Regions from separate parts of the Mus musculus genome. Here region 2 is linked to region 1. A link is a loop called in an ENCODE intact Hi-C map of the cell type or tissue named here. Cell type or tissue: heart. All regions are shown on one strand. Links, peaks and the distances in the headings refer to the core of each region. The heading gives the core; the rest is flanking DNA.

Evidence for each region. Hi-C counts contacts between places; a loop is a spot of excess contacts. Peaks named below come from ENCODE experiments on the same cell type or tissue, not always from the same donor. Only the 100,000 strongest peaks of a DNase experiment are listed, where the experiment ranks them.
Region 2: a loop joins it to region 1, with 6 times the contacts of the local background. A loop is called at or near these places in 6 of 42 quality-filtered maps.

The regions. Positions count from the first base shown.
Region 1 is chr7:27,113,684-27,124,960 of GRCm38, reverse strand. It overlaps Cyp2f2 (cytochrome P450, family 2, subfamily f, polypeptide 2), which reads right to left and starts at 5,006. Exons shown (of 10, transcript NM_007817.2): 1 at 4,946-5,006; 2 at 3,220-3,410; 3 at 2,964-3,126; 4 at 1-107. The coding sequence starts at 3,390. In heart, for the core only: no CTCF peak of the experiment used is centred there; no DNase peak of the experiment used is centred there.
Region 2 is chr7:26,751,401-26,762,677 of GRCm38, reverse strand. Cyp2b19 (cytochrome P450, family 2, subfamily b, polypeptide 19) reads right to left here and starts at 5,536. Exons shown (of 9, transcript NM_007814.2): 1 at 5,318-5,536; 2 at 3,480-3,642; 3 at 3,188-3,337; 4 at 274-434. The coding sequence starts at 5,491. It overlaps Gm51442 (a long non-coding RNA gene), which reads left to right. Exons shown (of 2, transcript XR_003946615.1): 2 at 5,043-5,894. In heart, for the core only: no CTCF peak of the experiment used is centred there; no DNase peak of the experiment used is centred there.

The sequences.
Region 1 (11,277 bases), core at 1-4,000:
CAGGATCCGCTCCTCGATGCTTCTTTTTCCCATGCCAAAGTTCCGCAGGATTTGGACAGAGAACCTTCTGAGGATCTTCCAGCGCTCTCCATCGGAGAAGGCGATGCCTGGGAAGAGGAAAAGGAACGGCAAATCCAACTGGCAACCATTCCCAAATCACAGCCACCGAGTCATCTCTTCCTGCTCCATCAGGAGGGGGATTCTAAACTGACTCCGCAGTTCTTCCAGCAAATCCTTCCCGACTCTTGGGACTGGACCAGGAGCCTGCTTTGGGCTCCACAGGACTCTGGGCTTTCCACTGATCATGCTGACTCTGTATTCCCTTGTAACGACCTGTCACTTTGAGGTGTCAGAAGGCAGAGTAAAGACACATTTTGTGTCAAAATGACCTTTGAATTGTCATCAGACTTTGTTGATTGTTTATTGATTATTGAGTGCACAAATAAGATATGTAAATAAGAAAAATAAATATTGGGACACTGGAAACTTGTCCTAGGACAAGCACGGTCTCTGACCCTTTGTACAACCTTTCATGGAAGTGAGTCTCTTCCCCCTCTCTCTTTCTCTCTCTCTCTCCCTCTTCCTTCCTTCCTTCCTTCCTTCCTTCCTTCCTTCCTCCCTCCCTCCCTCCCTCCTTCTTCTTCTTCTTCTCTCTCTCTCTCTCTCTCTCTCTCTCTCTCTCTCTCTCTTTCTTTCTTTCTGGAAAATAAACATTTAATTTAAATTTTGAGAAAACATCCCATTTCTAAGCATCAGTTTACCCTTTTTGACTCATTTCTACATTTTCTCCAAAAGGCCTTTGTTGGTTAACCTCATTGGAAATGTCTGTGAAGAGAGAAGCTCAAAGGAGAAACTGCTTCCAGTTAATAGGCCCGTGGTTGTTGTCTGTCAGGGCATTTCTTAATTGCTAATTGGTATAGGAGAGCCCAGCCCACAGTGTGCAGTACTATCTCTAGGCAGGTTCTTCCCCACTTTCTAAATCTTTTGGTACTAGGATTGATTGACCCAAGGGCCACATAAACACAAAGGCAAGGACACTATCACAGTACCACCTTTCAAAAAGTCATAACCAAACCAAACCCTTTTGCTTTTGTTCTTGACAGTGCCTTCCTATGTAACTCTGGCTGGCCTGAAATTCATTCTGCAGACCAGGCTGGCCTTGAACTTGCAAAGATTCCTGTGGTTCGGCCCATCAAATGCTGTGATTACAAGTGTGTGCTCTCATACCGGACTCTCTTTTCACTTTTACTAATAGTATAAGATTGTTACATTTATTTATTGGATGTGTGTGTGTGTGTGTGTGTGTGTGTGTGTGTGTATACACATGTGCCATAAATATGTGAAGGTCAGAGTGTAACTAGCAGGAATCAGTTTTCTCTTTTTACCATGTGGGTTGCAGGAATTGAACTCAGGAGGCTGGAGAGGTGACTCAGTGGTTAAGAGCACTGACTGCTTTTCCAAAGGTCCAGAGTTCAATTCCCAGCAACCACGTGGTGGCTCACAACCATCTGTAATGGGATCTGACACACTCTTCTGGTGTGTCTGAAGACAGTGACAGTGTACTCACATACAATAAATAAACAAATCTTAAAAAAAAGAAGAAAGTAAAAGAAAAAAGGAATTGAACTCAGGTAGTCAGTCTTGTCAGTAAGACCCTTACCTCTTGAGCCATATCACTGGCCCTACATTTTATTATTTGTATTGATACCAGCTGTCTTCCTCAGTCACTCTCCACAGCTGTTTTATTAAGGCAATGCCTTTCACTTGAGTCCAGAGCCTGCCAATCCAGCTAGTCTGGTTATCTAGCTCTGGTGATCCCTTGTCTCTGACTTGTGTGTGTGTGTGCTGGGATTACAGGCAGCCACTGTGCCCACCTGGCATTTATGTGAGGGCTGGAGCTCTGAATTCCCAACCTCACACTTCTGCAGCAAGTGCTTCACCCTCTGAGCCATCTTCCTAGGCCCTGAACTCTTTCACCCTGTCTTGCCCTGGCTGGTCACCTTCATCATTCAGGACCTCTGGGGCAGGAATTCCTTCCTGGCTGGGTCAGGTATGTTCTTTGGGTTCCTGCAGCTCCTCAACACAGTTCTGACCATGCCGGGATGTCACAGTCTCATGATGGCCTCTGTTTTAGGAATCATGGGATAAAGTCTTGTGTGTTATATTTCTTTTTAAAAAAATTTTTTTTCATGTGCAATTGGTTTCTTGCCTGCACATATTTCTGTGTGAGGGTGTCAGATCCCCTGAAACTTGAGTTACAGACAGTTGTGAGTTGCCATGTGGGTGCTGGGAATCAAATCTGGATCCTCTGGAAGAGCAGTCAGTGCTCTTAACCACTGAGCCATCTCTCCAGCCCCAAGTGTTGGATTCTTAAATTTTTAAAAAATTTCTTTTGTTATAGTAAAGACTTGGCTGTTGAAGAAGAAAGAAGATGAAGGAGATGGTTCAGTGGGTAAGGTGCTTGCCGTGCACGCACAAGGACCTGAGTTCTATTCCCACCACCCACGTTTTGCTAGGCGTGACCATGACTATTCCTGGTGCAGTGGTGCAAAGACAGGTGGAGACAGACTCTGTCACAAACAACGTGCAAACAAACACCCTCTCCCCAAATGAGATAGGATTTGAAAGGGGGGGGAACACTGATGTAGGCCTGAAAGAGATTGGTGAGACAAAGGCTAAAATAACTCGGCTACTTGATTGAGTGGAAATTTGATGATGTGGTTGAGATAGAGTAAGGATGGGGTGAACGTAGGGTTCGACTGAGTGGACGTGGAGGTTGGTCAGGTTGCTCAGTTCGAGGTGCTGGAGGTGAGGTAGATCCTACCCTCCTTTCAGCATTGCTTGTCTGCATCCTTCATGAGGTCATTAGTGAGATCTGCAGCTCTGAGTGGACAGCTTCTCACCCTTATTCCCTACCTAGATATGCAAGGGCTAGAGGCTGGAGGAGGTGAGGGTGGGCTTACCGTTGCCCCTGGTGAAGTTGAAAAAGACGGGGTATGCGCCTCGGCCACTGAACTCCTCCCCTTTGTCCACAAGAGCCTCCTTCACAGTTTGGTATCCGCTGAGGACTATCACAGGCCTGGACCCCAGGTACACCGTGAACACCGACCCATACTCCTTGCTAAGCTGGAGGTAGAAGAGAGAGTTTACAGGGGGCTTAGTGGCCGTGGCAACCCTTCCTGGCTCCATTGCCCTTTGCCCTTGCCAAGTCTCCTGCACCTTGGTGAGGGAGGTCAGCAAGTCTTGGGAGCGAAGCTGCAGCAGGTTTCCCAGGATTGGGAGAGGTTTGGGTCCTGGAGGCAGCTGGCCCTTGCCCCGTGAGCTGAAGGTCAGGGACAGAGAGATGACAGCCAGGAGGAGAAGCAAGATGGCTGTGCTCACACCATCCATAGTGAAGGCAGCTGCAGCGCCTGGAGGGACAAAGAGGGAGAAGTCAAGTGTGGGGTCCCCCTACTTAGTTCTTCTGGAACTTTCCTCCTTTGAACCCAGGCAATGGGACTGTGGAGGGAAGGGGAGGTGGAGTGATGTCAGAGTGTTAAGAGGGAGAGGGGGAAGAAGGAAAAGGGGAGAAGGAAGAGTGTGTGTGAACACAGACTAATTGTCAAAACATAAACGTGCGAAAGGAATGCAGAGATAGGCAGAGACAGACAGCTACAGAAACCCAAAGCAACAGTCACAACATAGGAAACAGTGGAATCTATGTCTTTTCTGTTTACGTAGCTGTATTATCTATCAGCTAACAATATATTGTCCATTAACCATCTATCTACTGATAGTCTATCATCTATCAATAATCCATCTAACATCTATCTATCTATCAATCATTTTTCATTTATCTCTCATCTGTCTATCTTAAACCATCTACCAAAACACTGGTTCTCACAAAAAGAAATAACAAAATATAGAGAGACACGCAGAGATGGGTACAGACAGAGAAAATCACAGGGAGAGGGGAGAGGGGACAGGGGAGAGGGGAGAGGGGAGAGGGGAGAGGGGAGAGGGGAGAGGAGAGAGGGGAGAGGGGAGAGGGGAGAGGGGAGAGGGGAGAGGAGAGAGAGAGAGAGAGAGAGAGAGAGGGGGAGAGAGAGAGAGAGATGACTTCAGAGAAAGAGAAAGAAGAGAGATGGCGTTGAAGAGACGGATGCACACACACTTTTTTCCCTGGTCTATTAAGACAGGGTCTCACGTGGCAGGCCATGCTGGCTTCAGATTAATCCCAGCTGCAGCCTCTTGAGTGCCAGGATTATAGGTATTCACTGCACCTAGCTCAGAGATGCACACCAAGAAACAGAGTCAGACCAGCCACAATGTTGCACACCTGCAACCCAGCATGGGGGAGGCAGAGGCAGGAAGATATTAAAGGTTTGAGGTTAGCCTTTCTACATAGTGGGTTTCTAGCCAGTCCAGGGCCATGCACACAATCTTGTCGCAGGAAGCAAAACAACAAAACAAAACAAAATAAAACAAAACAAAAAACCCCTTCAAATAAAACAACAATAAAATCCCAAACAAATGAGCTCAAAGCCAAACAAACAACAACAAAGATGCCAAACAAACAACAACAAAGACGCCAAACCAGAAAACTATGAAACCATCCAGTGATAGACACTGCAAAATAAAGGATCTTAAAAGACATGTATTAAAATGACACCCATGATATTGCTGCTTGTCAAGTTAAAAAGAAGAAAATAAATAAGGAATAAAGGGTGTGGGGAAGTGGGGAGATGGATGGGAGACGGGAGAGAGAGAGAGAGAGAGAGAGAGAGAGAGAGAGAGAGAGAGAGAGAGAGAGAGAGAGAGAGAGAGAGAGAGAGATCCTTTTAAAAGGGCCTGGAGACTGGAGGACAAACGGCATGCATGGTCCACAAGCTGAGACAGACATACAAGTCCCAGAATTGATTTGCAGAGACAGAGACAGAGACCTCTCTTGGGAGCCACCCCTCACCTGTATCAGTATTCTGCAGCAATGTTCTGAAGTTCTTGTGTGTGCTGCAGTGTATGTGTGTATGTGGGGGCAGGGCATGCCCTTAAGTTGTCTCTCCATGCTCCTCCTCTGCCCTGCCTTCTTTCCTGGTTCTTCCAGTGATTTTAATCTCCTCCTACCATCCTAGCATACCTTGTCTATAGACCTTGGGCTCTTAGCCAGCTGGCATGGTGGGGTAAATGTGGCCACACCTCTAGAACCCTCTGTCACTTGACTGGGTCTTCCTGGCTTGAAGGCTGACCTTAAATCCCTTTTGTGTGGACAGTACTTGCTATCTGCCTTAGGACAGAGCAAAGGCTTTCCGACTCTGGACCCGGTTCTTGAGGAGAAGGTGGGGTTATGGGGTGTTGGCTAAAATAATTAACAGGCCAGGGAGGGAGTATTGTGATCTAGTACTGGATCCAGTCCTAGTTTGAGCTCTTCTGTTCTGTGTTTATGAGTTCAAGTCCAGTTTTGCTTCCCTAGCTAGGAGGCCTTGTGTAAGGCCCATTCCCTTTCCATTGAGTCCTCATTTCTGGGCATCTCTCTCAGTGGATTCTTCTTGCAGTCTTGCAGTTTGTCTCTGAAATTCTATATGACTCTCATTCTGTCTCTCTTAGTCTGGCAATAAAATATCCTGAGACACGTATTAAAACAACACACATATGATATTGCTGATTGTCAAGTTAAAAAAAAAAAAGAAGAAGAGAAAGAAGGAAATAGAGACTAAAAGGGAAGGAAAGGTGGATATGTTGTAGCCAAGGGTCTGGCAGACCCTTAGAAGTGTATCCATCTTTGCTGTCCTTCTGAAGGGTAGGAGATGAGGCACTTGGAGTCATCCTTTCTCTTTAAGATTATTTTAAAAATTTAATTATGTGTATGGATCTGGTATGTGCATGTGAGTGCAGTTGCCCACAGAAGTCAGAGTCAGATTCCCCGGATTTGGAATTGTAGGCTGTTGTGAGCAGTGCAGGAACCAAACTTGGAGTCTCCGTAAGAGTGGTGCAGGCTCTTAACCCCCGAACCATCTCTCTAGTCTGGTCTTGTGTGACCGTGAATGTCTTAGAACTTGCTATGTAGCTAAGGGTGACCTTGAACTCTGGAACTTTCAGCTTCACCCCTGGAATGATGGCACTATGGGCATGTGCATCCGCACCTGGTTTTGGTAACTGGCGAGGATGAAATGCAGGGCTTCATGCATGGTAGACAGACCTCCCTGGCCCTCCCTTTCTTTCTCTCTGCGTTTCTCCCGTTCTTATCTCCCAGTAAGTTCTTGTAGGTTGTATCTCTTCTATACTATTGGCTTCTATGGCTTATGCTTCTGTGACTGTGAGTACAGTGGGCTTAGGCTGAAGGACGGTTAAGGAGAAAGGCAGGGCCACAGAAAAGGGATCGCAGACTCAAATCACACTCTCCCTCACTGCCTCATATAAGGTTCTCCTTCTGTTTTCCTGAGTCACTGCCCCCATGTCTGTTCTTGGCTCTCATCTTGGAAACTGTTCCAAGTTTCTCAACTTCTGTCCAGATCAGAAGGATAGAGTGCCAAAACCAGAGTTGGCCAGGGTGAGGGGAGAAGTGAGTTAAGGTCTAGTAAGCCCTTGGAAGTGCACCAGGCTTCCTCTGCCCTTCTGGGAGGCTGTGGGAGAGGAAGTAATTCAATACTTTAGGTCTCAAGTACTCAGTGAGATGGAGGTGGGGCAGGTGGTATTGTTACAGCCCTGGACAGGCTGGTTAGGGCTGGTCCCAGGAGAGGGGTGAAAACTTCCTTGTGGGATTACAAGCCTCCTGTTTCCCATAGCAGCAACCCCTACTTCTGGTGGGGAGGTGCAGTACGGGCTCCACTCCAGTCCTTTGACTTGACTTGAATCTGGTTCGAGGGCTACCCACGTGATGGCCTCACTGGGGGAACTCAGGATTCATGAAGGGTTGTTTTAGGAACTTCGTGTTTTTCTTCTGTTCTGACTTGCTGTGCTGTTCCAAATGGAACTTGGACTCGAGCAGAGATATGCTTTAGTCTTTAAGCTTGGTGCCATTGAGATTTTGGGGCTTATAATTTATGTGGAAGGCTGTGCCGTGTGTGGTAAGATGCCAGAAGCCATTTCTCCATCCATCTGGTTATGATAGAACCAAATGGCTTTGGAGGTTCTTCCTCGTTTTTGTTGTACACATTCTGTTTAGATTTATTTTGTTTTATATGTATGAATGTTTTGCCTGTGTGTATATCTGTGTACCAAACGCATGCCTGGTGCCTGAAGAGATCAGAAGAGAATGTTATATCCGCTGGAACTATAGTTAGGGATAGTTGTGAACTGAGCCAAATCTTTTACAAAAGTTATCTCTCCAGCCCTACGTGTGTTCTTTTTCTTTCCTTTCCTTTCCTTTCCTTTCCTTTCCTTTCCTTTCCTTTCCTTTCCTTTCCTTTCCTTTCCTTTCCTTTTCTCTTATTTTCTTTTTTCCTTTTCCTTCCTTCCTCCCTCCCTCCCTCCCTCTCTCTTTCCTTCCTTCTTTCTTTCCTTCCTTCTTTCTTCTTTTTTCCCCCTTTTTTTCCGTTTTTGATTCTGGAGATCAAATCTAAAGCCTTATATATGCTAAACAACCAACTGATAAAAGTTCTACCACTGAGCCACACCCCCAGCCCCTCACTGGGGGATTCCTGGCAAGTGTTCTACCACTGAGCCACGCCTCCAACCTCTCACTGTTAGGTTCTAGGCAAAAAAGTATAGTTACCAATAATGCACCCAGCCCATTACTGGTTGATTAGACTCACTCTTGATTTTGTAAGACTTTGAGGTACATCCATAGGTTATTTACTTAAGATTTCATGAATATTTATGTATTTGAGACAGGGTCTCACTATGTAGCTTTGGCTGGCCTTGAATTCACAGAGATCTGTTTGTTTCTGTCTCCCATGTGCTGGGATTAAAGGCATGCAGCACTTTGTCTGGTGCTTTGGCCTTAAAAATATTTATTTTAGCCATGCGTGCATGGTGGCACATGCCTTTAATCCCAACACTCAGGAGGTAGAGGGAGGTGAATTCCCATGAGTTTAAGGCCAGCCTGGTTTACTGAGTGAGTTTCAGGACAGCCAGGGCTACACCCAGAGAAATCTTGTCTCCAACAAACAAACAAAACAAAACAAAAAAAATTTATCTTATTATTTTAAATTTTGAGTGTGTGTGTGCACATGAATTCCAGTGCCTGAGGAGGGCTGTGGCATCAGGTTTTCTGGGGCTGAGTTATAGGTGGTTATGAGCTATTTGCAGGTGCTGGGCACCAAACTTAGGTCCTCTGCCATAGCAGGACTACTTCTTTTTTTAATTAATTTTTTCACACACTATATTTTGATCATGTTTCTTCCCCTCCCCAAATCCTTCCCAGATCCTCCCAACCTTTCTACCCACCCATCTTTATGTTCTTTCTTTTTATTAAAAAACAAGGACAAAAACAGAAGAAACAACTTTACCTCTTGACAAAACCCATAAAACCCCAAGTCAAAACAAACAGGCAAAAGACCAATGAGAGATAAACAAATAGATGACAGACAAACAACCCCCCCCCCCCCCCGCCCCAAGCCTCCCAAACCTCCCCAAAGCAAAATGAAACAAAAAGACCACAAAAATACAGTTGAGTTCCTTTCCTGTTTGACAACTATGAATTCCTTTGGCCTGTCTTTCCATTGTCCTCAGTTATGGCAGAAACCTTGCTAGTTTGGATTGGTAGTTGTTTTCTTTTAAAACTTGAAATACATCCTTCTAAGCTGTCCTGAACTTTGAAATTTGATCTGAATCATCAGCTGTTATTCTGATGACCATACTTGGCTTTGTGCCTCTCCTGCCGTTTTTCTTTTTTCTTTTTTCTTATTTTGAGACAGAGCCTCTCCACATCCAGGTCTGACCTGTAACTCACTATGTAGGCTGGTCTGCAACTCTGAGATCCATCTGCCTCTACCTCCCAACTACTGGGATAAAAGGCCTGGCCACTTTCTGCTGTTGAGTGCACACACTCCTTGTTCTGTATATTTAGTGGTTTAGGACTGATGGGCGATTTTCTCTTACCTATCTGGCTTGGCCTCTCTTTCCTTAATGTTGGGAGAATTCTCTATGATTTTGTTTAGAATGTTTTTCTAATGCTTTCAGAAGAAATTCTACTTCTATGCCTGCCTTTCTTAGATTTGTTCTTTTCATAGTATCACCAATATTTTGCAAAGCCCCGGTCCCTTCTTCTTATTTTAATTTTATTCTTGTTGGGACAGTCTAACAACTCTCTAACTCTACCCTTGTCTTCAGTCTCAGATCTCTGTCCTCTTTTCAGTCACTCTGTCTTCTCTTTGGTCCGCTCTGTTGGTGAGATTTTCTATGGAGCATTTGTTCAACTTACTGTGTTTTTCATTTCCAGCATTTTAGTTTGGATTTTTATTAAAATTTTGGTCTCTGTTAATTCCTCTTTTATATCTTGTATTGGCTTCCTCATTTCATTCAGCTGTTTGTGTCCTTCTGGAATTTATTCTGGAGTTAATTTTCTTTTTCTTTTAAAAATTTCTTTGAGCATATTTATAATAAATATTTTTGAATTCTTTGAGATTCCATCTAAATCATTCTTGCTGGAGGCAATTACTGTGGTATTGAAAATTTTTGGAGGGTTTATATTGTCTTTTCTTTTCACATTTCTTGTGTGTTTTCTTTTTTTTAAATTGGGACTTGGCTATCTGGAATTAGGTCATGGTTGAATTTATTAATTTAAAAATATTTTAAAATTAAAGATAACCAATATTATTTTACAGACAGTATTTGCACTATTCAAGAGGGATTCGTTAGGGCTAGAGTGGCTCAGTGATTAAGAATGTGTATCGCTCTTGCAGAAGACCCAAGTTCAGTCCCCAGCATTCAGGTTAGCAGGCTCACAACTGCCCATAACCTCAGCTCCAAGAGACTCCACCACCACTCTGGACTGTGAGAACACCTGCACTCACATGTGTATACATGTGTGCATGTGTGCATACACACACAAAACACACACACTAACGGACACATAAAACACATATACACACACACAAACACACATACACACACAACACACACACACAAAACACATACCACTCACATGTGTGTACATGTGTGCATATACATACAAAACACACACATAAACACATACACACAAAACACACACACAAACACACACACAAAACACACATATGAAACATAGACACAGACATATATACACATAAACACACACAAACATAAACAAGCATAAACATGACTCCACTACACTTCTGGACTCTGAGACCACCTGCACTCACATGTGTGCATGTTCAGATACACACACAAAACATATACCTAGAAACACACACAGACACACAAACACATAAACACATGCACACAAAATCACACGCACACAAAATGTATACACAAACAATACACACCCTAGTGCACACCTGGAGCCGGGCATGGTGTGTATGCCTTTAATCCCAGCACTCAGGAGGCAGAGGCAGGCGGATTTCTGAGTTTGAGGCCAGCCTGGTCTACAGAGTGAGTTCCAGGACAGCCAGGGTTATACAGAGAAACCCTGTCTCGAAAAACCAAAAATAAAAGAAAGACCACCCCCCCAAAAGTAAGTATACACACACATTAAAAACACACACACACACACACACACACACACACACACACACACATACACACTCACAATTTAAACAACTGTTTGAACACATGAGGGAGTAGGTTGGAGGTTTGTGGTGTTTCCTCACCTAGAATGGTTCTTGGGTTCCCAGGCACGACTCCCAGTGCTAATTTGCTGTTAGAATCGTATCTGAAAAACCAAATGACTACCAGAGGCCGGGAACACAGTGACAGCCAGTAGCAAACAACCACATTGAATCACTCTTTGAGTGCCTGTCAGGCACTTTGTGATGTAGAATTGCTGATAGTAGTTTGTGCACTGACATTTGGGCTGCTTTGATTATGAGTGAACAGATAACAGCAAGCAGAAAGAATGAAAGGGGCGGGGGAGCTGGAGAGATGGCTCTGCTCTTCCAGAGGACCTGGGTTCAATCCCCAGCACCCACAAATTGGCTCACAGCCATCTGTAACTCTAGTTCCTAGGAATCTGCTGCCCTCTTTTGGCCTCCAAGGCCAAGTCTACACAGTGCACAGGCAAAACACTCGTGCACATCTAAAAACAATTTAAAAAGAAAGGAAAAAGCTCTGTCAACAATTAAAAAAATCCAAAACTCGACCCAAACCCCAAACCCCTTATCTCAGGGCTGGAGAGATGGCTCATCGGTTAAGAGCACTGACTGTTCTTCCAGAGGTTCTGAG
Region 2 (11,277 bases), core at 3,201-7,200, 370 kb after region 1:
CCAGGGGATCATGCATGAAAACAGTATTCTGTCTTCTGAACTACATCTTCATAACACATCATTGTTTTCTTCATGTCTGGATGGCTCTGTATTTCTACATTGAGGTCGCTCTAACCTGTTAAACATGCCCCCTCCTTGCCTCCAGGTCTCAACCACTTTATTTCTCCATGCTGTCTCTGTCTTTCTTCCAGCCCTAAGACACTCCCTCCTTCACCTACAAAGCAATCTCTTGTTTCCTCTGCCTTGGATGCTCCTCTTTTCCCACCCACTGACCTGGCTGGACAATGAGCTCATGAGGGAAAATGTCTGGTAGATCAGATTTAGCAGATGCAGGAATTGGTGGTCTTTGTAGTCAAAGCGCTCTCCAAAGACAATGGAGCAGATGATATTTGCTACGATGCACTGGAAGTAGAAGGTGGGGTTCAGAGGGGCTCCTGGAGGATGAGGAGGCAAGACAGGAGACAGGAGATATAGGACCATGGGGATATTTGAATTTATTTCCATCTTGTGAGGCAGCTGACACCACTCACTACTCAAAGAACAGCAACAGTAGCTAACCTCACTAGCACATATATGATGGACCAAGCCCTGTTCTAAGCACTGAATGCATCATTTTATTTAATTTCCTCAGGATATCGGACATAAGATGCAGTGTTGGTAGCATACAGAGTGGGAAGCTAAGTTCACTAAGAACACAGCTACTCACAACTGGGGTCAGCATTCAGACCCCTAGGAGCTGAGAGGGACTGTAAGACTGTGAAAGGCAGCCTGGTTCTTGGTTGAGCACAGGCTGGAAACCCCGGTGACTCTGCAGGTACGGTAGGTGGTTTGCCATGCTCCTAAATACTAGGCTCCTGACACGAGGCTGCAGCCCTCCATAGATTTGTGGCCATCAGTCACGTAAGGGTAATGCCCTAAGCCCCTCCACAAGTAGAAGAAATGACCACAGGTAACATAGCCTCAAGACAAATCTCCATTTTAATGAGATACCTAAAGGTCTGGAGGCCTGGCCAATAAACTCCCCTTCCCAGACACTCCTTCCTGCAAAAGGTATTTAACCTCAGGTCCTCCCTGAGAGACTGGGGTACGGTTTTATTCATCTACTTTCCTCTGTGACAATAAATGTCTTAAAACCACGGACTGCCTCTTTTCATTGGGATCCACCGTGGGGAGCAATGGACCAGGCCTTCGCCTAAAGAGCCAGCCATCTAATCTCCCACAGAAGGCCTCTCAGTGCTCCACCAAGCCAAACCAGTTGTCCACTGGACAAACCAAGGACTCCTCCCCACAGGACCCAGATGGAGCTCTCCCCTATTTTCCCCTTCGGCCCTGGGTTAGATCCAGGCTGTGGGTCCTCACTCTGTTCTCAGCTCTTCCGAGGCTCCTGTCGGTGTTCAAGAGCCTGAGAACCAGATGACCCTTGCAGGGCCACAGATCCCCAAGCCAGCTCCAGCTGTCCTGCACTTCAGACTACGCTCCCCCACCCCCTGGAACAGTGTCTTGTGGCTTCCCCATAGCCTGAACCCACCCATGTGGGTTAAGTGCAGTCTAAAGTCCCAGGTCCTGCCTCCACCAGTGGCCTGAGCCCTGTGGCAGAGTAGATGTGGGGCACTCCATAATTCTACAAGGGACAGCATGTATAGTTAGTGTCCACAATGTACCTCCTCCCTGGTCACCATTCTGACTCTGAGCTGATAGTTAATTCCCAGTGGCAGGAAAGGACAGAGAAAGGTTCAGGGATTGCCTGTATGGATTCACATGCCCTGCATGTTCCACTCCCATCTGCCAGTCTTCATCCCTTCTCAGACTTCTGGCTCTGTGGTGTTTCAGAAGCCATCAGGACCTGCTGTCTTTTGCAGGCCAGGTTAAGTCATGGACCCTGGTGGTTGGAGGTTTGTTGTCTGTCCAACAATATTGGGCCCTTCTTGCTTTCTCCCTGGAACTGGCTTGTCTATAGTCTCTGATTCTCTGTAGAGCCTTCCCTGAGTCTATTCAGTTTCACTCTCAGCCTTAAAACTTGTCTTCCTTTGGATCCTTGATCTCTATGACTTGTCTTTCCAGCCATTTTTCCCAGTCTCTGCATCTTTCTTCCTCTCCTGCTTCTGCATTGCCATCACCTCAGCTCTCCTGAGAAACGTCAATAAGAGACCACAAATGCCTGCTGTGAAAAAAATGGAGCTACAAATCAAGGTCTCTGTCTCCAAGATGCCCTTGGAATCACGAAGGACCCAGAAGTGCCTGAGAATTCTACCAAACTACAACTCCCATGAGTCTCTGTGCTCACTGATTCCCATCAGCACAAGAACAAGGAGAAATCACAGTTTCTGCTTTGAACATGTCTGCAGTTCTTCCTGCTTCCTTCATTTTCATTTACCTAAGCTCTGTATTTGCCTTTGGTTGACCAGTGGTTGTCAACCTGTGGGTCATGATCCCTTGGAGATCAAACAACACAGGGGATGCCTGAGTCCATCAGAAAACACAGATATTTACATTATGTTTCCTAATAGTAGCAAAATTACAGCTATGGAGTAGCAAAAAATTTTTCTACGGTTGAGGAGTTAACACAACATGAGGAACTTTATTAAAGGGTCATAACTTTAGGAAGGTTGAGAACCATGGGACTAAGACCATTGTGGGGCAGGGAGGGCATGATGAAGATTAGGCCAAGGTGGACTTGAACTCTATGTGTAGTAGAAGATGACCTTGAAAATGTCAACATCCTGCCTCCACCTCTGGACTTCAAGGATTACAGCCACACCCCACCATGACAACTATATATGGTACTAGAAGCATTCTCCAACTCACCCACAACAACAGTGTAGGCCAGGACCTCACAATGTGGACAGGACTGGCCTTTAACTCATGACCATCTTGTCTCAGCCTTCTGAGTTCTAAGATGGCAAGTATATACCAACCACACCCAATTGACAGATAAAATTAATTCAAAGATTGATTTTTCTGTATACAAGTGACCAGCATGGTTAAACTATGTCTCTGAGATATTTGTGGATAATATAAACCTCACTTTTCTTTTTATGTCTCTGTATTTTTCTCTCTCCACATTTATCCATATCTACCCTTCATCCCCTCATCTCTCTTCTGTCTCTACAGTCTTTCTCTACCCTTGTGTGTCTCTTTCTTTGGTTGTGCCCTCATATCTTCTTTATGTCCACTCTCCAAGACTCACCCTTGTATTTCTTCAGTTCCTCCACCAAACATTGGGCCTCTTCCTTTATCCGCTCCTCCACACTCCGCTTTCCCATCCCAAAGTCTCTCATGGTGGCCAGAGAGAATCGCCGAAGGGTTTTCCAACGTTCCCCACTGGAAAAGATCACACCTAAGAAAGTAGGGGAAACATGGGTGGTTGGGTCACATTGGAAATTCAGAGAATCCCCAGTCCTTTCCCATGGCTTGGATCCCACCTCTCAGATTCACCTTCCTGGGTCACATCCTCCTTTTCACCCTGTCCCATATCTCACCATATCCCTGAACAATTGGATCAAGCACAGCAACTGTCCCTCGGCCAGAGAAAGCCTCAGCTTGGTTCACCAGAGCTTCCCTTATGGTGTCTGTCCCGCACAACATGACCACGGGCCTCGGTCCCAGGTGTACTGTGAACACATCTCCATATTTTTCTTGAAGCTGCCAAACCATAAGGGCACCAGGATTGTGGCTAGTCAGCACAGACATTGTTGTTAAACCGTTAAAATGCTTAGATACAGATTGATAAATAGGCATCTCCTCTCCTGGCCATCCTTCCCCTTCTGAGGACCTAAGAGTTGAAGGGTTATTTCACTACCCAGCAGGTCTGCACTATTGGTTGTATGTTCTAATCAATGCACCAGAACTGTAGAGTTTGAGTAGGGCTCTAAACACATGACTATAAACTCAACCTTGAGGAGGTAGAGGCCATATAATGAGTAGTTATGTTTGGGTATGTATCCACTTGGAAGCCTTCCTGGGCTACCTAAGGCCCTACCTCAAAACAAAATAAATAGATATGGATCTATATATAGATATGAATATAGATACAGATGTAGATATAGACCTATGACCACACCCTTCAGTCTGGCCAGCAGTTCCTGACATCTTATCTAGATACCATGCCTTCTGAAAACAGTCAGAGAGAATGGCCCTGACCCATTCAGTGGGTTACTTGGGAGGGAAAATGGATGACCCCTGCTGGTGGTCCTAACTTCAAGCATGTCTACAGTACAAATCAGGAAACTATCTGGCAGTGCAGTTGTCTCTGGGCATCTCTAGGGAATTGGTACCAGGAATATCCAAACCTTCCAGTGCTGAAAGCCCTTGAATAGAATGGTGCACATTTGCAAATAACCCACCCTCATCCTCTTGTGACCTTTAGCTCATTCTAGATTTCCATGCTGCTAATAGAAATTAGATGCTGTGGAAATGGTCAGCACACATGTTGTTTTGGGAATAATTCTATGAAAAAGCTCTATATGTTTGATGTTGATGTATTTACAATTTTAGGTGGGGTTGCAGCACCATACCTTATGGAACAGTGAAAGAACAATCTACAGATCAGATACAAGATATTATATAAAACTTGGAGGAGGATCATGAGTTTGTGATTACCCTGGGAAAAGTGGGACAACCTTGTCTCAAAAGCTAAATATAAATGAATGATTATGCCAGTGAATCCAGGTGGCTGATCTGTTAAAAACCAAAGGAGGGCAAGAAGTTGGGATTGCTACCACTATATCTGCTCTCTTAATGGGCCACCAGGTCATGGATAGTCATTGATTATTGCACATTGATTATTATGAACAAGTGATAATTTAACACAAAATACCACTTGTGAAGCAACAGTACAGAGACTGGTATAGACAGTGCCAGTGTCCTTGGCTTGTATAGTGCATGGTGTTTATAGCTGATTAGCCCTACCTACCTATCTACCTACTCACCTCACCTCCCGCCCTTCTCCTCCTCTTTGTCCTGGAACACCTCAGGCTAATCTCTTTTGTTGGCAGGAGCAAAACCTATGGTTGATACCTCTGACATTTTTCTTTCTCTTCTAGAAAAGACAAGCTCCAAGGAGTGAAGCTACACACTTACACCTCAACACCTTCACACCTCTCGTGTTCTAAGCACAGTGTCCACAACAGTTCCAACACTGGAAGACTTGCCTGTCCATCTGAGTACCATCATTATGAGACAGCATGTCACTGTTCACTCAGTGACATTCCCACCTGAATATACAGCCTGGAAGGAGCCCCTTGCTCTTCCTGCTGAGAGACCTCCAAGAGCAAACCTGGGCTAAGCCCACAGGTCTCAGGCCCTGTGGATGGCTCACCTGTATGAAAGAGCTCAGAAGGCCCCGTCTGTCCATCTGCAAGAGGTTACCCAAGAAGGGCAGGGGACGAGGTCCTGGTGGGAAGTGGCCATGGGTCTTTGGCTGACTTTGGCTGACTAAGAATATCAAGAAGCCTGTGGTGAGAGCGAGAAGGAGCAGCACACTGAATTCCATGGTCCTGGTCTAATCACTTCTGACTTCAGTGCACACTCCAGCAGGATCTTTTATGGTGAACCTGCCCTCCTACTCACTTATGCAACTCCAGCTATTCCCGCCTCTGTTCTCATCATTGTCCAGGTGTGTGAGCACCCATACTTCCTGTTTGGGCTGCTGGTGACCTGCTCACTCCCCATTCCTTTACCCCAACCCTAGATGTTGGCAATGACATCATGAAATAGACACACAGGACAAAAGGGCATTAAGAGGAACATATCTTGATTTCTGCACTTGCCAGCTCAGTTTTATCTGTTTATTTACTCAGGCATGGACCTGTGTGTGCTGCATATGTGAAGGAACATTTCTCTTTTTTTCACTTATTTATTTATTATTTAATTAATTAAATCATTTTACATCCTGATCAATGCCTTCTCCTTGCTATCCCTCCTCCCCATAGTCCCTCCACTCAACTTTCCATCTCCTTCTCCTCTGAGAGGGCGGAGGCCCCCACTAGGTATCAGCCTATCCTGACACATCAAGTCTCTGCAGGGCTAGGCACACCCTCTCCTGCTGAGGCCAGACAAGGCAGCCCAGGTAGGAGAACAGATCCACAGATTGGCAACAACTTTAGGGACAGCCCCCACTCCAGTTGTTGGGGAATCCCCATGAAGACAAACCTGCATATTTGCTACATGTGTGCATGTGTGTGTGTGTTAATTAGGTCTAACCCATGTATGGTTGGTGTTTCAGATTCAGAGATTCCCCCAAGGGTCCAGGTTAGTTGACTCTGTTGGTCTTCCTGTAACATTTCTATCTCCTCTATGACCCTTGATCCTTCCCCCAACTCTCCATAAGAGTCCCTGAGCTCTGTCCAAAATTTGGTTGTGGATATCTGCATCTGTTTCAGAGAGATGCTGGGTGGAGCCTTTCAGGGGACAGTTATGCTAGGCTCCTGTCTGCACAATAGAGTATTATTAGTAGTGTCAGGGATTGGTGCTTATCCTTGGGATGGGTCTCAAGTTGGGTTGGTTATTGGTTGGCCATTCCTTCATTCTCAACTCTATTTTGCTCCATGCATTTCTTATAGACAGGACAAAGTTTGAATTGAAAGTTTTGAGGGTGGGTTGATATCCTTATTCGTCCCCTGGGGATGCTGCCTGGCTACAGGAGGTGTCCTCTTCAGGTTCCATAGTCCCACTGGTAGGAGTCTCAGCTAAAATCACCCCCATAGATTCCTGAGAACCTCCCCATCCCAGATCTCTGATACATCCTAAAGGTTCCCCCAACCCTTACTCCCATTAGGTGCCAAATTCCATTCATTCTCCTTGCCCTCTGGCCCCCTTTCTTGTCTCTCCCCATACCTGATCCCAAACACCCCCCTCCCATTTCCCTCCTCATCCCCTCTCCCACCCAGTTCCCTACATCTTATGACTATGTTATTCCCCCTTCTAAGTTATATTCAAGCATCCACATTTGGGCCTCCCTTCTTTAGCTTCTTTGGGTCTTTAGAGTGTAGCATAGGCTTCCTTTACTGATAAGTGGCTGATATCCACTTATAAGGGAGTACATGCCATGTGTGTCCTTTTGAGTCTGGGTTACCTCACTCAGGATGATATTTTCTAATTCCATCCATTTGCCTGCAAGATTCTTGATGTCCTTGTTTTAAATAGCTGGATAGTATTCCATTGAGCAAACAAACCACATTTCTTGTATCTATTCTTTAGTTGAGGGACATCTGGGTTGATTCCAGTTTCTGGCTATTATGAATAAAGCTGCCATGAACATAGTGGAGTAAGTGTCCCTATGGTATAGTGGGGCATCTTTTGAGTAAATGCCCAGGAGTGGTATATCTGGGTCTTTAGGTAGAACTATTCCTAATATTTTGAGAAATGGCCAAATTGATTGCCAGATTGAATGTGCATGCATGGTCTTCTCTGTTCCTCTAGATATGTTTGCATGTATACAAATGTATATGTGTGTATGTCTGTCCTGTCTGTCCATCTGCCTGTCTGTCTGTGTTGTCTTTCTTTCTTTCTTTCTTTCTTTCTTTCTTTCTTTCTTTCTTTCTTTCTTTCTTTCTTCCTTCCTTCCTTCCTTCCTTCCTTCCTTTCTTTCTTTCTTTCTTTCTTTCTTTCTTTCTTTCTTTTTCAAGACAGGGCTTCTCTGTATAGCCCTGGCTGCCCTGCAACTCACTCTGTAGACCAGGATGGCCTTGAACTCAGAAATTCGCCTGCCTCTGCCTCCCAAGTGCTGGGATTAAAGGTGTGCACCGCCATGCCTGGCTGGTGGTTGCTTTTTAAAGATAGGATTTCTCTGTGTAGCCATGACTGTCCTGTTACTCACTCTATAGACTAGTCTGGCCTCCAACTCAGAGAACTCCCTGCCTCTGCCTCCTGAATATTAAGATTTACAATGTATGCACAGCTCACAAGTATATTCTTGCACTGTGGATCTAGTTCTCAGTGGTAGAACTAGAAGTAGAGTTTTGCATATTACTGTGTGAGTCTCACTGTGTTTGTACAAACACCAACCCCAGTGCAGATGTGACTTCTTCAGAGTCCCCATTGCATTCTCTAACCTATAACAGCCACAAATATGGAGCAAAAGAAGAAGGGCTGGGAGAAAGAGATACAGGCATGGTAAGGCTCAGCTGTCAGGTAGAGAGAGAGGCTTCAGCCTGAAAGAGGAATAGTTGGAACCGCTAGGTCTCTGATCACTGTGAATGGTGATTGCCTCCTCCTGGCTGTTTCAAGGCACATGAAGCTTCCTGACCTTCCTCTTGCTATCCCTCTCTGACAGTGTCTCTGTTCCCTCATAGACTCTGCACTGGAGGATGCAGAGCCTGTCTCAGTCTGCTTCATTTCTCCTGAAACAGAATGCAATAGACTAGGTGATTATGGTTAGCAAAAATTTTAGAAGCATTTATTCTCAAGAACACAGCACCAGTACCTGGTGAGGCCTTTGCTGCTGCACTATAACATGTCACAAGGGGCAAGCAAGTGTGCCTAAGACTGTGAGAACTAAAAAGGACCCTGAGCATGCTCATAGAAGACACACTCCTATAATACTGTCATCAATCTATTCACAAAGTGCCATGGTTAAATGGGAGAGAGGGTGTCTCTCACTCTTTTGCCTGCTTTTAGGACCAGTTCTCTTCCTACTGGCTTGCCTCATTCAGCTTTGTATGAGGGTTTGTGCCTAGTTTTATAGCTTCATGTCATGTTGTGTTTGGTTGATATCCCTAGGAATCCTGCTCTTCTCATAGGGAAAACAGAGCAGCAGTGGATCTTAGGGAGAGGAAAGGTATGGGATAAAACTGAAAGGAATGGAAAGAGGGGAATAAGTAAAGAGAGAAGAACAAGTAAAAAAGAAAGAAAGAAGAATGTGAAATATCTCCCATGATTCCATGTGTTTCAATGCTTGATCTCTAATGAACAGTATTTTAAAGAAGTTCTGATACACTTTACATGGAAGACTTAGCAGAATGAAGTAGATTACTTCAAGGACCTCCTCCCTCCCAGCCCCTGTCTCTCCTTCCCAGATGCTACCTTCTTCCCAGCTACCATGCCTCTCTGCCATGAAACTGGCCATAAATAAATCCTTCTAAACATTTGCTTCTGATCAGATATTTAACCATAGTGACAAATACAGGAACAAATGCAAAAAATCAGTACCATGAGTAGGGTTGTTATGTGATAAACATCAACTTGCTGTTCCCAGCCTGAAATTCTTTGGCAGCTTGGGCTTCAGCTATGGGAAATTGCCACTGATCAAATAGCAGCAGCAGAGAAAGAATAGAGTGTGAGTGTGAAAGAGAGATGCAGCCCCTCAACACCTTGGGCACAAACTGGGTGGAGGGTCCCAAGGTCCCCAGAGGACTCTCCATGCCACAGGCACCCTAGCATACCCAGGATCTTGGGATCACTGGTGAGTGGAATACAACATCTGTTCCAAAACAACCCAGAGGAGCTTGGGCCAGCAGGAACAGGGACACAGGAAACCTGCCCGACCAGCGGCTGGGGTTCTTTCCAGTTGGCACCAGCCCCACACCACCTTGGGCGCGAATTCTGAAGATGGTCCTACAGTCCCCAGAGGACTCTCCATGCTGCAGGCACCCTAGTCTTAGGATCACTGTGGAGTCAGCCTCCAGAGAGGGTTTTAACCCTGGGACTCAGGTGAGAGCACCATCTTGTATCCCAGGTCTCTCAGAGACCAGTCTGAACAGGAGAGCACATGGCCTCAGAAGCAACAGAGCTTCTTGGACAGGGTCCCTTGGGCCTTCATCCTCAGCCAGGAGGCGGAGCTGAGACCCAGAACTCTGGACACCTTCCCTGCAATAGGAGAGCTTGCCTGCAGAGAGTGCTCTGACCACTGGGACTCAGGAGAGAGTTGGACTCCCAGGAGTGCTGACAGAGGCTAACAGAATCACAGGAGGAACAAGCTCCAACTAGAGACAGCTAGAACATCTAACACCAGAGATTACCAGATGGCAAAAGGCAAACATAAGAATCTTACTAACAGAAACCAAGACCATTCTGCATCATCAGAAACCAGGACGCCCACCACAGCAAGTCCTGGATACCCCAACACACCGAAAAGCAAGATTCAGATTTAAAATCATATCTCATGATGCTGGTAGAGGATTTTAAGAAGGGCATTAATAACTCACTTAAAGAAATATAGGAGAACACTGCTAAATACATAGAAGCCCTTAAAGAAGAAGCACAAAAATCCCCCCAAAGAATTACAGGAAAACACTGCTAAACAGGTAGAAGACCTTAAAGAAGAAACACAAAAATCCCTTAAAGAGTTACAGGAAAACACAACCAAACAGGTGATGGAATTAAACAAAACCATCAAAGATCTAAAAAGGAAAGTAGAAACAATAAATAGAACCTAAATGGAGACAACTCTGGAGATAGAAATCCTAGGAAAGAAATCAGGAGCCATAGATGTGAGCATCAGCAACAGAATACAAGAGATGGAAGAGAGAATCTCAGGTGCAGAAGATTCCATAGAAAACATGGACACAACAATCAAAGAAAATGCAAAATGCAAAAAGATCCTAACTCAAAACATCCAGAAAATCCAAGACACAATGAGAACACCAAACTTAAGGATAATAGGTATAGATGAGAGTGAATATTTTCACCTTAAAGGGACAGTAAATATCTTCAACAAAATTATAGAAAAAAACGTCCTTAACCCAAAGAAAGAGATGCCCATGAACATACAAGAAGCCTACAGAATTCCAAATAGACTGGAACAGAAAAGAAATTCCTCCTGACACATAATAATCAGAACAACAAATGCACTAAATTAGGATGGAATATTAAAAGCAGTAAGGGAAAAAGGTCAAGTAACACAGAAAGGCAGACCTACTAGAATTACACCAGACGTCTTACCAGAGACTATGAAAGCCAGAAGATCCTGGAAAGATATGATACAGACCCTAAGAGAACGCAAATGCCAGTCTAGGCTACTATACCTGGCAAAATTGTCAATTACCATAAATGGAGAAATGAAAATATTCCATGACAAAACCAAATTTACACAATATCTTTCCACAAATCCAGCCCTTCAAAGGATAATAAAGGGAAGACTCCAACACATGGAGGACAATTATGCCCTAGAAAACACAAGAGAGTAATCCTTCAACAAACCTAAAAGAAGATAGCCACAAGAACAGAATCCCAACTCTAACAACAAAAATATTAGGAAGCAACAATTACTTTTCCTTAATATCTCTTAATATCAATGGACTCAATTCCCCAATAAGAAGACATAGACTAACAGACTGGCTG